Regions from separate parts of the Homo sapiens genome. Here region 1 is linked to region 2. A link is a contact called in ENCODE Hi-C data. All regions are on one chromosome and are shown on one strand. Each heading gives the region's core, a stretch centred on a gene start or an enhancer-like site at or near the end of the contact. The rest is flanking DNA. Distances are from core to core; before and after follow the strand shown.

Region 1 (4,018 bases), core at 417-2,916, 2.3 Mb before region 2:
GTGGGCGGATCTCAAGGTCAGGAGTCCAAGACCAGCCCGGCCAACATAGTGAAACCCGGTCTCTGTTTAAAATACAAAAATTAGCAGGGAATGGTGGCACTTGCCTGTAGTCAGTCCCAGGTATTTGGGAAGCTGAGGCAGGAGATTCACTTGAACCCAGAAGGTGGAGGCTGCAGTGAGCCAAGATCACGCTACTGCACTCCAACCTGGCAACAGAGTGAGACTCTGTCTCAAAAAAAAAAAAATTAATAAAACGATGATCTAATGCTGCACCATCCAATAAAGTAGCCACTAGCCAATGTGGCTACTGAGTGCTTGAAATGTGGATAGACCAAATGGAAATGTCCTGTAACTGTAAAATAGACACCAGATTTTAAAGACGTTGTACCACAAAAAGACGTAAAATAATATGTAAGCAGTTTTTCTAAATGTGGCTACTAGAAAATTTAAAATTACAGATATGGCTTACTTTACATTTTCATTGGACAGATCTGATACAATTTTACAGAAGTGAAAAGAAATAAACTTGACCTTACCTGGATAACATCTCATTTTCCTGCTTGTATGCAAAAAGCGTTTTTCTTCTCAACAGATGTTCCTTGAGTTTTTGTCTTCTTTGCTCTAGATAACAAAGGTAAGAGCTACAAGTCAATATTAGTTAAAACATCGATAACGGCAAATAAATCTTGTTGACTAAATGAAGAGTTTACTTCCAAAGCTGGTTCCACCTGAGGTCACATCTATATAACAGAAAATTCTCCAATTCAATATTGCCTTTGAGAAATCACCTTAGAAGAGACTGTTACCACAACAGGTCCCCAAAACCCCTCTGCATAAGAATCACATTCTCTACTCCCTGTGAAAAATCTGGAGAACATCATTTTCTACATACAGCTCCTGCTAGCCAAGCTTTAAGAAACTAAATGGTAGAAGTGAGGCACTAGACTCGAAAGTTCTAATTTACCAGAACTGGGTTAGATGAGAATTACTTTCTTCTGCTTTCCCGTGTGTAGAATAAGGGAATAACAATATTAGTTTTGAAGACCCAACCAACCCTCGGTTTCCATAAAGTCGAAGGAGAAGCTGTGAAATTGGAAATAACACATGATGCGACCCCAGCCCTGCAGAAATTCGCTAGGGACCTAAGAGGCGGAGGACCCAGCGCAGGCGCAGTCGGTCCCTGAACCTGTGCAGCCCCGCCCCCAAGCGGACCCAGGGTCTCCGACACCGACCCCGGCCTGAGGCCCGCGCGTTTCCCCTCGCCTAACGGATTCCTTCTTAGGAGGGCCCATCCCAGCCAGCAGCGACCGCACAGTAACACCACGCAGCGGTTCCTGTTTTTATGATCCGTTCCACAAGGCCAAGAATGAGGCAGGGCGAGGCCGACGCCGCGTTCAGGGATCTCACAGAGCGGGGGAGAGGTGAAGCGCGCCAGCGCGGCCCCGAGCCCCGACCGCCGGGCCCGCGCCCGCCACCGCCACCGCCACCGCCACCGCCACCGCCACCGCGGCCTTCACCTTTGAATGCGGACTGCGCCCTCTGACTCGGGGGCAGCTGCAGGTCCTGGGGCACGGCCGGTGTGCTCATCGTAGCCTCGGGTCGGGGGATGCGTCTCCGCTTTAGCGCCAAGATAGAACTTCCTCAGACCACCGCCGCCGCAGTCTGCACCGCGGCTAAGCCGTCAGACGGCGCGGCTGCCGTCTCCGCCCATTGGTTCCTGCGTGAATTGAATAAGCCAATGGGCGTAGGGAGGCGGAGCCTGGACTGCAGTTGCCGGGGCCGGTCTGGTGTCTGCCCAGTTCGGTTGGGACTGAGTCTGCAGGTTTCAAACCTAAACAGCGCTCTTCATCCTGGACGTGCGATGGGGGAGGAGTCGGCCTGCTCAGTCCCCACGACATAGCAGGACTAGGTTGACAAACAACCGAGATGGGACACATCTTGAGACCCTCACAGTCCTTGGAGGAAGGCAGACGAGAAAAAGACAAGAAAAGTGTTGATTGGCTGCCCTTCTTATTAAACATCGACGCGTTCACTGACGAGGACGTAAACACCGATCTGGCGTACCACGAGCGTGTGTATTTTCGTTTCACAAATACTGCTTCATTTTGAGCATCAATTCTGAGGTGGGACGTTATCACCACTTTTTCCACTGAGAGGTGACAGGTTCAGAGGTTGTTTGTCCACGTTTGCACAGCGTGTGAAGGGGAACTGAAATTGGGATCTACTTTCCATACCTTTATTCTAAGCAATTATCAAATGCAAAAAAGGGAGGAGAGGAGGAGAAACAGAAAAAAATGAAGATAAACCTCATCCCCTCCTCAAGGTTATATATAATTCTCCTTTGAAGATAAAATAGCATTTGTTACAGACGTTTTGTGTTTGTGTGGTTAAGTGTGCCGCCATAATCTTCGTTTTTCTCATCTAAAAATACCACCTTCATAAAACCCACACAAACACTCAATCCACATGACAGAACGAAACAAGTCAGGGCTAGAAGGTTTTAAGAGTGGCAGTGGGGAAGTGAGGGCGAGTCTGGACTGCACCTGCCTGGTTTCAAGCACTGGGTTTACATTTCTTGCCTGATCACTGCAGTAAGGCTGGACTGGACTCTTTCAGCCAGGTTTTAGGTGCTCCGGGCACACAGACGGGAGGATGTGATTTCCCCGTTTACCCTTCCCAGGTCTGAGGGCCTCCACAGCTGGCCCTCGGCTGTGGTCAGTTTTTCCCACTTCTGCCTGCTTTTTTCTTCAGACATCTTATGGTAGCGTCTTGCTAATGAGGAATTTGGTTTGAGATTTTGTGTAGTTTTTTACTTGATGAAATGTCCCAGTTTTAGTTTAACATTGTCCATCACCATCCTTAAGATATAACTTGCTGTTTAAATACGTCTGTCATTATTGTTGATTATTTACTAAAGTTTCATCAGACAGGTGGGGCAACCAGGGATTTCTATTAAGTGAGAACAAAATACAGCGTTAATAAGTGACTCAAAAACCTCCAAAACATTATGCTAAGTAAAAGAAGTAATATATGAAAAGTTACATATGGTATGATTCCATTTATATGAAAGATCTAAAATAGATACATCCATAGTGAAATAACTCAGAATAGTAGTTGCCAGAGGCTGAGGGTAGGGGGAGAATTGGGAGACAGTTTAATGGACAAGGGTTTCATTACCTTGAAGTAAGTGAAATGTTTTGGAATTAGAGGTAGTGGTTGGGTGACATTGTAAATGTATTAATGCCATTGAGTTGTTCACTTTAAAATGATTAATTTTATGTTATGTGAACCTCAATAATTTTTTATAAGTGGGCATGGTAAAAAAAGAAATTGACTCAAAGGATACCATGGAGATCTCAGTAGGCTGAGATGAATAGGAAAACCTGCCAAACTGCTAGGTTTTTCAAAATGGCAATTCTCCTCTAATCTCCAGACTCACCCACTCCAATGATATGTCTATTTTTGAGACACTTTTTAATATTACTGCTACACAATTATTGCAGAGAAAGCAGACCTTTTTCTAAAAGATCCAAAAAACAAACAAAAAAAACAAAACAAAAAAGATTTCCTTTCAGAACAGTTCTTTGCCAACACAGCTGACCATGAAACTGCAGGCACCTGGAGTACTGATGATTAATTAGTGTTAGTCGTTCCTCCTGTGGTCATGTGAAGAAGGTAAAGTGCCTGTGAGAGAACAGGGAAGGACAATCTGAAAGTTAGGAGGACAATGGGGACACAATGGGGTCACAAAGTCTGGGGAAGAGAGAAGCTGAAGAAAGAGGTAATGGACCACAGTGTTGGGCACTACAGAGGTCCAGTAGGATTGGGACTGAAAGGAACCATCTGATTCAGAAGGTGGGAGGTCCTGGCAAAAACATCCTGGGGATGGCTGGGCGTGGTGGCTCATGCCCGTAATCCCAGCACTTTGGGAGGCCAAGGCGGGTGGATCACCTGAGGTCAGGAGTTCAAGACCAGCTTTGCCAACATGGTGAAACCCTGTCTCTACAAAATATACAAA
Region 2 (3,794 bases), core at 96-2,595:
GTGCCCAGCCAGGAAGCTCGGCTCGGGTTGCGCGAGTCCTTGAAGAGTCCCCCACGGCCTGCAGTTGGCCCGAATGAGGGTCTGTGCGCGGGAACGGTTTCCCCAAACCCCTTAAGTAATAACATAACCCTTCCAGACTGTTCATCACACTGTTCAGCTGCCAGGAAAGGTGCGACGCGCTTCTTGCCCTCGTCCCAGCTCAGCTCTAGTTTCTTCCGCCAGTGAGCTGAGAAGCCAAATTATTTTATTCCCACCCTGTAAAGTTAAACTGCAATATACATAAATCACTCAGGGAAGCTGCTAAGATAAATAACACTCAAATGAGCTACTTGCACTTGGTATTGTTGTAAGGCCTTCCTCTGGTGTTTACCGCCCTCCTTGTTTACATGAAGCTCAGGAACAGCGGCTTTAGGCCGGTAGGGAGCTCAGTTTCATTTCAAGGGTATGGCAAGGCCTATCATTTCGTCATAAGGCTTTGAAGGAAAGTTCGTCTGTTTTTGTCTCACATCTAACTTCCAGTAACTTCTCAAAAACTATATTCTTCCAACTGTAGCTCCGGTCTGCAAACTCCCTTCTCCCTAGCTGTCCGGGAAGGGGGACTCGAGCTCGCGCAACGCCCCGCTGCACCTGCGGAGGAGGGAGAGCGTCTGGGTGCGCCATGGAACGCCCGCACCGCGCTTCCCGCGCTCCGCCCGCCTGCCCGCGAACGGCTGCGAGCCACCCCCGCATCCCTCACACCTCTGCCCTCCCCAGTCGTGCGCGGGAGAGGGGGCTAGCACCGCAATGCCTGGAAGAGCGGCCGCGCGAGGGGCCTGGGGACAGGACAGCCTCCCGGCTCCGAGGCGAGGCCCGAATGCGCGCACACTCGGCGAGCGGGGCGGCGACTGGGGAGCCGGAGACGAGAGAGGGCGGAAGTGCGGGACGCCCCGCAGCACTCCCACAGGTCGCGGAGCCCGAGATCCTCGTCGGGTGGCGAGGGCGTGGGTGCCCACGCTATGCGTGACGCCTGAGCCGCGGCCCGAGCCCACGAGCTGGGTGAGGCCGCTGCCGCCGCCGCCGCCACGAAGCCTGGCGGGCGGCGCGGAGCCCCGGGGAGCTGGTTTTCCCGGGCGGGCACGTGACGGGGTTGGCAGCGTTCGGGCCCCGGCTGGGAGGGGGAAGAAGCGGGGAGCAGAAGGCCGCGGGCGGGCGGCTGGCGCGCTGTGTACTTAGGTCGTGTGCTGGGGCTTTTCTCTCCCAGGAGCCGGCGGGGGGAGGGGAGGGGGAGGGGCCACCGCTCCGCCTTCTCCTTTTCGCAATGTTGACGCAATCTATAAATAGTGGAACAAAAGGACCAACTTCCTCGGAGCTTTGCTGAAACTGCACAAAAAATCGAGCCGGGGGGTTCCCTGGTCCCCGGCGATGGGGCGGGGAGCGCTGCGCCGGGGGAGGGGGCGGGCGCGGCGGCGCGGGCCCCGCCGAGGGGGGACACCTGGCTGAGGCACAGCTGCCGCCGTGCCTTTCCGCGCGAGCCCAGAGCTCCGATCCCTGCGCGGGCTCGAGAGCTCGCCCCGAACGGGGGTCTTCCTCCTCCGCCGTTGACAGGTCAGTCCGTACCGCCCCTTTCAACACTGTGGGCTTTCTTTTTCCTCCCCCGAGCCTCCACTTTTAGAAGGGAACTGAGAGGAAAAATAGAACGAGGCGCTGCAGCAACAGCCAGCAAATCTGCAACCCCAGCAGTCCACACGGCAGGGGTGGCCGAGGGGGCTCAAGGAGGCGGTCCCCGCCTGGCCCCTCGTCGTATGGCCGGTGCCTGCGCCGCAGCCAAAGACGGAGGACTGGCGTGCGCCACCCGGGCGGTAGGGAGAGCGGAGGCGCGGGCCGCCTTGCTGGGGTCGAGGAGGGGCTCCCGGCTGCTTCTCTCGCCCGTGGGCCGACCCCCGGAGGCTACGCGTCAGGGCCCGGAGGCCGCTGCATGCGCCTCGCTCCCTCCGAGCTCGGACCCGGCGCCTCAGCTTCGTCCTCTAACTGCTGTGGGAGGATGGAGCAGAGAAGCGCTGTCGCTGCACGCCGCCGTGCCCCCTGGCTCTGGTGCCCACGCAGCCAGCAAGCACTGAGCTGGGGGGCAGGGTGGAACCGGGGCACGCTCGCTTCTCGGAGCCTCGGACCTGAGCGCGAGCGCCCGCCGCGCCGCCGTGGCGGTTCCACAGGGCGCGGGGAGGGGGCGGAGCTGGCGCTGTTGACAGCGGTGCCGGAGCGGGGAGGGCGAAAGTTGGGGAGAGGGGGCGGGGGAGAGGTGGGAGTCGGGGCTGGGGGAGAGAGCGCGCGCGCGGGCTTCGGCGGGGAGAGGGGGGCCGGGTCATGTGATGTACAGACACCCCCGCTACAGGCTGGCTGCAGGGGTGACGTCACCACCCTTGACTGCAGGGGGTGGCACTTCCGCTCCCTCCCCAGCTGCTCCCCAGCCCCTGGCACCGCCGGCTGGAGCCCTTTCGCAGTTTGAGTGGGCAGAGGGAGAGAGGGGTTTTCCTTCTGGCCCCAGCCCGACTGCTTCTCCCGCCGCCCGGAGTCCCCGCCCTGGGACCGGAATGGGAGCCGCGGCCGCCCCCTCCCGACGCGTCCCATTGTGTGAGCGGGCGGCGCAGGGCGGAGGCTGGTGCCGGCCCCCCGCAACTCTGCGCTCCCGAGGGGGCGGGGGCGGACCCCGCGCAGTCAAGGCCAGGTCCAGCCGCCCGCCGGCTCCTCCTTCCCCAGAGCGCCGTCCGCGCGCGGGAAGTCCGACGCTGTCGACTCGGTCCGGACACCGCGGCCTCGCCCGCGTCCCTGGGGCGCCGGGTGGTGAGAGACCCGCTGGGCCGTGTGGGCCCGCAGTCCAGCCCAGCGGGTGTGTGGTTGGAGTCTGTCACAGAGCCCCGAGGGACGCGATCCCAGCAGTCGTTACGCGCTATTTGGGGAAACTCGGGGTTTTGGTGACTCAGCGCGGTGAGCGCTATTTATAGGTAGATGCGTTAGGAGAAGGGAAATAAGCTTCGCTCGAATCCGTCCATTCGTCCGCCCGAGGACTGCAAAGAGCTCCGTTTGGAGGCAACAACTGAAAGACTTCTGAAAAAGATTTGGCAGTTAGAGCCTGTGGTATAAGACATAGCAGGCCTCGCCAGGAGACTAGTTACAACAGTTCGTCTCAAAAAGTTAGAACGTTTTCTGGAGTAGATGGAGGATTTTAGGGACACGTCATGACCCGTAGAGTGTCTTTTTGGGTGTTAGTGTGTGAACCACGAGCAATAATTCAGGTGAAAACCGAGCAGTCCTCCCAGTAGATCGCAGTCTATCAAGAACTGCGTTGTTAGTTGCAGGATTTGTAAAATACATAACATCATATGTGGATAGGTATTAAAAAACTGAATGATGTTGAAAGTTGCTATGCAATATTCTGTAACAGGAAGGTGTGTGTGGCATTTATCTAGAATAAAAAATGTGGAGATTGTAAATTACATGTTTACAATCCAATTTCTCCCTCCCGAAAAGCACTATGAAAAAAAGGCCTTTGATTCTTCAACAGTGTATAAATGCTACACAAACAGTTTTGGCTTCACTTTATGATTTTGATTCTTTTTTCCCACCTCCACCCCAGTTTGTAAATCCAGGAGGTAGATGTTAAGAGAGAGCAATTGCCAGGTTAGCTGCAGGGAGGCAAGAGGCCAGGTCGGGCAGGGCTTTGTATATACCCTGCATGCTGAAGAATTTGGACTTTAGCCTGAGACCTACAAGTTTTGGGGGAAACACATACCTTTTGAGGAAAATAAAAAGCAATGGGC

What was found. A loop is a pair of places that touch in the nucleus more often than their neighbours do. Pooled maps may share reads with other maps.
Region 1: a map of sigmoid colon shows a loop between it and region 2 (7-fold over the local background). The contact joins the promoter of CKAP2 here to the promoter of DLEU2 in region 2. A Hi-C loop is called at or near these places in 4 of 168 maps with a recorded cell type or tissue (CD4-positive, alpha-beta memory T cell, ascending aorta, naive thymus-derived CD4-positive, alpha-beta T cell and 1 more), 4 of 37 single-sample maps with no recorded cell type and 17 of 50 pooled maps.

The regions. Positions count from the first base shown.
Region 1 is chr13:52,453,126-52,457,143 of GRCh38, reverse strand. It overlaps CKAP2 (cytoskeleton associated protein 2), which reads right to left and starts at 1,666. Exons shown (of 9, transcript NM_018204.5): 1 at 1,518-1,666; 2 at 537-621. The coding sequence starts at 1,587. CKAP2-DT (CKAP2 divergent transcript) reads left to right here and starts at 1,798. Exons shown (of 1, transcript NR_185890.1): 1 at 1,798-2,369. RefSeq lists enhancers at 1,966-2,045, 2,336-2,515.
Region 2 is chr13:50,123,092-50,126,885 of GRCh38, reverse strand. DLEU2 (deleted in lymphocytic leukemia 2) reads left to right here and starts at 1,345. Exons shown (of 14, transcript NR_152566.1): 1 at 1,345-1,584. The region is part of intron 2 of DLEU1 (deleted in lymphocytic leukemia 1); the gene reads right to left. RefSeq lists silencers at 893-1,222, 1,253-1,462, 1,783-2,292, 2,373-2,882 and an enhancer at 514-1,224.